2 separate regions of the Mus musculus genome follow, and region 2 is linked to region 1. A link is a loop called in an ENCODE intact Hi-C map of the cell type or tissue named here. Cell type or tissue: left cerebral cortex. All regions are shown on one strand. Links, peaks and the distances in the headings refer to the core of each region. The heading gives the core; the rest is flanking DNA. Region 1 holds the start of Tnfaip3 (tumor necrosis factor, alpha-induced protein 3). Region 2 has its middle 72 kb from the start of Perp.

What was found. A loop is a pair of places that touch in the nucleus more often than their neighbours do. Peaks named below come from ENCODE experiments on the same cell type or tissue, not always from the same donor. Only the 100,000 strongest peaks of a DNase experiment are listed, where the experiment ranks them.
Region 2: it touches region 1 in a loop (2.6-fold over the local background); 7 of 42 quality-filtered maps call a loop at or near these places.

What each region holds. Positions count from the first base shown.
Region 1 is chr10:19,013,904-19,016,816 of GRCm38, reverse strand. It overlaps Tnfaip3 (tumor necrosis factor, alpha-induced protein 3), which reads left to right and starts at 1,407. Exons shown (of 9, transcript NM_009397.3): 1 at 1,407-1,664. In left cerebral cortex, for the core only: a CTCF peak has its summit at 1,349 (motif pointing left); DNase peaks (open chromatin) are centred at 1,336, 1,779 and 2,319; H3K4me3 peaks cover 2,104 bases; H3K27ac peaks cover 1,072 bases.
Region 2 is chr10:18,915,878-18,918,790 of GRCm38, reverse strand. No RefSeq gene overlaps it. Among named protein-coding and RNA genes, the nearest start is that of Perp, 72 kb to the right of the region's middle. In left cerebral cortex, for the core only: a CTCF peak has its summit at 1,603 (motif pointing left); DNase peaks (open chromatin) are centred at 1,311 and 1,530.

The sequences.
Region 1 (2,913 bases), core at 194-2,693:
GGGGAAAGAAGCACATGTCTCTAGTTCAAACGGGCAATATACAGTCTGGCAACTTGGCAAACACACTTGAAGTCCCAGTGGCACTGAGTATTTCTATCTGGTTTGCGCTATTTTCTAGGAATCCTGCCAGGGGACCCTAGAGATACACACTCACACACACACACACACACACACACACACACACACACACACACACAGAGTAAATTAATCACACTAAACACTATTTAAAATAACATCAGGTCACTCCGCAGACCTCCCGTGGTCCCTCAAACAGATCCCGGCTCCTTTCCGGGAAGAGCCTCACACCCTGCACCCTAGCCCCAGCACAACCACCCAGAGAGCTCTGCTCAGCCCCTTGATGTATCAAATGTGGCTGACCCTTGAGGTCTTATCTCTAGACTGCCTGGAGGTTTCTTTGTCACAGAGTTTCAATGTCACCTTCTCAGAGTGGCCCTTCCTGGCCAGTGAATGAAGCCACCTCAGTTTCTAGTGTGTAGCTCTGCAGAGAGTATCCCCACCCCACCCCACCTCACCCCCATACACACTCCACTTTCTCCAGAAAGGTAAAAGCATTTTCGCTTCTTTCTGCAGAGCTCAAGCCCCTGTCTAAGTGAAGCGAAGCTTTCTCCCCTCTCAAGAAAGGCAAGTCGGGGATCAATCAGGGCATTGTGGAAGGCTATCCTCCATTGGCTTCATGGGGCGAACTAATTCTCAGGCCAGCCAAACAATACTTAAGAAAACAACTGTAGAAGGATCGGGGAAAGCCAGCAATAAACTTGAAGAAATTTCTAAACTTTAAAACGCTCCTTGGAACAGGGAAATAAAGGAGAAATGGAGGGTGTGTAGGAGTGGGGGTGGGGGAGGCGAATCTAATTCTCTCTGAAATTGACCTTGCCCCCCCCCACCCCCCGTAACTCAAAAACTGCAGGACCATGGGGTCTGATCTCACTCTGCACTGCATCCAACCTGAAGCTGACACATGGCTTGGAGAACCCTGCCGCTTTTTCTGTCAATTCCCTTCGGGACCCTGCGGAGGGCTCTTTCTGAAGTGCTCATCACGTGCACAGCCCAGACTTCAAAGCCAAGCTTCAAGCCTGAGGTCCTGTGTGTCTGGGTGGTTTTTTGGGTTTTCTCTCTAATTTCCCTTCCTTTTCACAGCTGATTTTCTTCAGAAAAGAAGCTATAAAAAAGAACCTATTGCATTTCCAGTTCCCATCACCGCGATTTCCACATGGATGTGACGTGGAAGGCAGCTTCCGAAATGCCCAGGTGACTCACGCGGGGACACCCCGGGGCGGGACCTAGGAGTTTCTCCGGGCGGGGCGGGCACGGCTTAGAGCGCCCTCTGCCGGTCGGCGGCGCGCCACGCGGGTCACGTGACTGGAATTTCCATCGGAAATCCCCCTGTTGGCAAAGCATACAACTGAAAGGCAAAAAAGGGAACTGCCCAGTCTGTAGTCTTCGGAGCCGGAGGCGGAGCGGTGAGCCAGGCCGCCGAAAGACGTGCACACCCCCTCAGCCAGCGAGCCCGATCGGGTGTCCATGGGGCTCCGCCTCGGCCCGACCCCCACCACGACCCGGACCACGATCCCGGGCTGCGGCGCGCGCCAGTGACGGCCGGCCGGCCACTTGGGCTCTGCGAGGGCTCCGCGCGGCCCCAAGAGGTGAGCGATGCTCCGGCTGCGGGGTGCACGGCTAGCAGAATGCGGGGGTCCTCGGTCAGTGGGGTGCACTGCCAGCCAGATTCGGGGTGCACGGCCAGCTCAGTGTGGAGCTGCCTTGCGCTGGCTTTGCAGGGATCCTGGAGTTGGGGTATTGTTGGCCGGAGTTGAGGTCCCGGTGCCAGGTGTTTAGGTTGACAGCCCGAAGTTTCTTCAGCCGACTAGTTAGCTAGCTATTCCTTTTCGATCCTGCAGGGTGACAGGAGCTGCAGCTGGCTGATGAATAGTCAGTCACCTTTTGGGTTCCTAGGTCGTGTGGTCGTGGGTGACACCCCCCCCCCACTTGGAAATCAAGTGCAGCGTGTTCATAGGCACGTAGACCTTGCAGAACCGCGTTGGGCTTTTTTCCCATATTGTGCACAACTGGCCCAACAGGGGATGGGTTTCTCAGAGGCCACCAAATCCAACTTGGAGACTTCGGTCAGCTAACCTTTCAGTGATCTGTGGGAGGAGGGTTGCGGGGCGGGAGGTGGAGGGGAGGGGCGTGCTTTGAGATTGCCACTAGGTCTCTAGTTGCCACAGTTTAAGAAGAGTATGCATGCAGAAATGATTCTCTGGCCTGCTTGTTGGGGACTCCACTTTAGGTGGCATGTAAGACTCCCTGCTGCAGCCCCGACTCCACACTGAGATAGTGTGTTGTCAGTCCGGGTCCGTTGTCCCACATCCTGCCACCTGGCCTCTCAGGAAAGCTGAGGTATTAAGAGCTCTTTTTGGAGCATGCTTTGTTTTCTCCTGGTCTCTGATCTTTCTTTGGAAAGCTAGTCTGGTCAAGTGGGGGCACCGTTTGGAGAACTGATCACAGTTAGTTAGCCTTCTGATGTCCCAGATTATTGAGCAACTGATCCGGTCTCCATTCTTATTGTCTGAGATGCTACTTGGATCTTTTGCAGTTCTTTGTATGGATTTGTTTTGTTTTGTTTTGCTTTGCTTTGCTTTTTTTGGAGGGGTACTTCCCAACAGTTGCCCGAGGTATCTGTTGATAAATAATACATAAGTTTCCACATCGCAGACAAAAAAAAAAATCTGTTCAGAGTGGAAAAATAAAACTGGGGGAAAGACTTTGATGAGTAAGTTCTATAGAATCTTATTGATCCTGTGACAAAAATTGGGAAATTTATCTGTAAGGCAGTGAGGTAACAAATATATTTTTAAAAGTTAAGGGTAATGTTGTAAATTTTTTTTACCCATAAAA
Region 2 (2,913 bases), core at 319-2,818, 98 kb after region 1:
GATATATTTGGTTGCTTTTATTTCATATAGAGAACATTATCCTAGCCATAAGAAACACATTTTGTGAATGGCTTTAATACTTGCAAATCTCTACTGGATATTTGAGCATACATTTCTCTTTTGATTCAGAAAGAATTTTTCCCAAGAGAAGAAAAGCAAGAAAGCAGAGCCTTTATAATGTCTTTCATCCCTATAATTAGAGTCTTTCTAGAGCAGAGGTTCCAAAACAGGGAAGGTAGCAAATCTCCTGCCCAGGCAACACTTGTCAATGTCTAGAGATGCTTTTGGATGCCATAAACTAGGTAGGGGTGTATTATTGGCATCCAGCAAGTGGCAGCCAGAAGGCTACTAACTATGCTATAATGGAAAGAGTACACAAAGAATTATCCAATCCAAGATGTCGTTACTGTAGAGGTAGAAAGCCCTACTCAAAGAAGCCTCAATGCCCAAGCCTATCACCACTATGTGAGATCTGTCCCATCTTACACTCTCGAGACATACTAGTTAGTTAGGAAAGAGAGAGTAGTTGAAGAAGTTGAAGAATGGTCTTGGGTAGTGGTTGTGGTCCGTGGAGAGTCAGAGACAGATCCCGAGAATCCCTCTCAGGTCATGAGCTTCTTGGCTCAAAGCTCCTTCTCCTTTCCTCTTTATTACATGGATGCATCCCTGTTGGTGTGTGTCTTTCCTCTTTATTACATGGATGCATCCCTGTTGGTGTGTGTCTTTCCTCTTTATTACATGGATACATCACTGTTGGTATGTGTCTTTCCTCTTTATTACATGGATACATCCCTGTTGGTGTGTGTCTTTCCTCTTTATTACATGGATGCATCCCTGTTGGTGTGTGTCTTTCCTCTTTATTACATGGATGCATCCCTGTTGGTGTGTGTCTTTCCTCTTTATTACATGGATGCATCCCTGTTGGTGTGTGTCTTTCCTCTTTATTACATGGATGCATCCCTGTTGGTATGTGTCTGAATACTTTCTGCTGTCTTGAGTCACTTCCCTTACTTGCATGTCCAACCATGGAATCCAGTGTGCATGACCTCCTTGAAGAACACTGATTAAAATAAGTTTCAAATACAAATGGAGAATTCAGGTAACTCGAGCCTTAAAGAAAAGAAAACATGTTGAAAATGTAAACTCATTCTTGTAGTTTCCCAAGGAGACAGCTGCTTTTAGAAGAAGGTCAAGAGTCTATCTTGTACTCACTCACACATGTAGGCTGTGAATGCCTGTGGTTATAGCACCGTTTCCTCCCTCGGAACTTTCCTACATCAGCAGCCCGCCCGTTGTCGTTTGTGATGAACTGTCATCTAGTTGGATATGCTTCTTTTTTTTCTTTTTTCTTTTAGTTTCTTTTTAAATCTTCTCCCTCCCACGTTTCCTTCAGCTTACTTCTTTCCTTCTGTTTCTTACTTCTCTGTGTTATTCCTCATTTCATTCCAATTTTAGGAACAAGAAGAAAAATGTTCACTATGGGTGATGTCTACCTCTCTGTGTACACTTTGGAGGTGTGGGGGTGGTGTGCAGGGGCTGGAAGGTGGGGGGAGGGGAGTAGTGTTTCTTTTAAAAATCATATGCTGCCATCTGGTGGTCAATTTATATACTCAACCAAATAGCTGGGTTCAGACTGTTTCAAGTGTCTGACAGTGAACTGGGTCCTGCTTGACTATAGGCGAGCAATAATTGATATTGTCTCTCTTCATGGTTAAAGTCCCAGTGTTCAAAGCTACTCCTTCCCCTTAAGATTTTTATTTCTCTCAGGCAGATGGAATAGTTTGTTCCCAAATTGAATACAGAAAAATCTGAGCCTAAAACAAATCTTTGTTGTAAGTTCACAGCCTGTAAACTCTTCCATAGGATTTGTGGATTCCTGAATCTCCCTTTCAGCTCGCCCTGATTAATTTTAAATTTACTGGACTAGCAAAAGGGGGCATGGAACTGGCTGTTGGCAATGCTGGTGATTGGATGAACACTGTACCACTATACTATACCCCTAACCCTCAGAGAGAGATTTTAAAGGTAAAAGTAAAATATACTTGATATAATGGTACAGATACATATTTTTTCTATAGCAAGGAACTTTTCCCACAGAGAGAGAGAGAGAAAGACAGATAGAGACAGAGACAAAGAGGGGGAGAGAAAGACAGAGAGGGAGAAAGGAGGGAGAGGGAGGGAGGGAGGGAGGGAGGGAGGGAGGGAGGGAGGGAGGGAGGGAGAGAGGGAGGGAGAGAGACTATGAACAATGATACTACTCCCCAAAGCAACTCAGAGGACCTTGAAAACCATTTTTCATTCCACAACCCATCAGCAAATCCACTGTGTCTCTTAATCCTTTTTAAATCCTCCTCCATCCTGTCTTCCTTTTCCTCTTATTTGGTACAACCGTACACCAGGTTCTCCCTCTCCCTTTTTTTCATCCTCTCCCTCCAGAGACACTGTGTGTGTCTCTGCATTTTTATTTACCTGTCTGTCTGTCTCTGCCTCACCCCAGAAAGTAGATCCAGTTGTTCTAACAAGGGGCTAGAGACTGACTGGAGTGCGAGAAGTGGAGAGGAGATGCTGTCTCTGGAGATGGCATCAGATGGACAGGGCTTTCACTCAAGTGTAGCCTCTACTTCCTTTGCTTCGTTTTTAGTGTGAATTTACAGAATTGCTTTGATTGAAAACTGAATGGCAAATCCTCTAAGACGGTGGCTTTAGGTCATCCAAGAACAGGATGTTGTAGCCTAAAGGAGAATCTCAACAAAAAGCCCTGTGAAGAGTGAGCTATGGTGACCGAAATCCCTATGAACACTGAACTACAATGACTGAGGTCCCCACAGACAGTGAACTATAGTGACCAAGGCCCTTGTGAACAGTAAGCTATCGTGACTGAGGTCCCTATGAGCAGTGAACTATGGCAGCAGA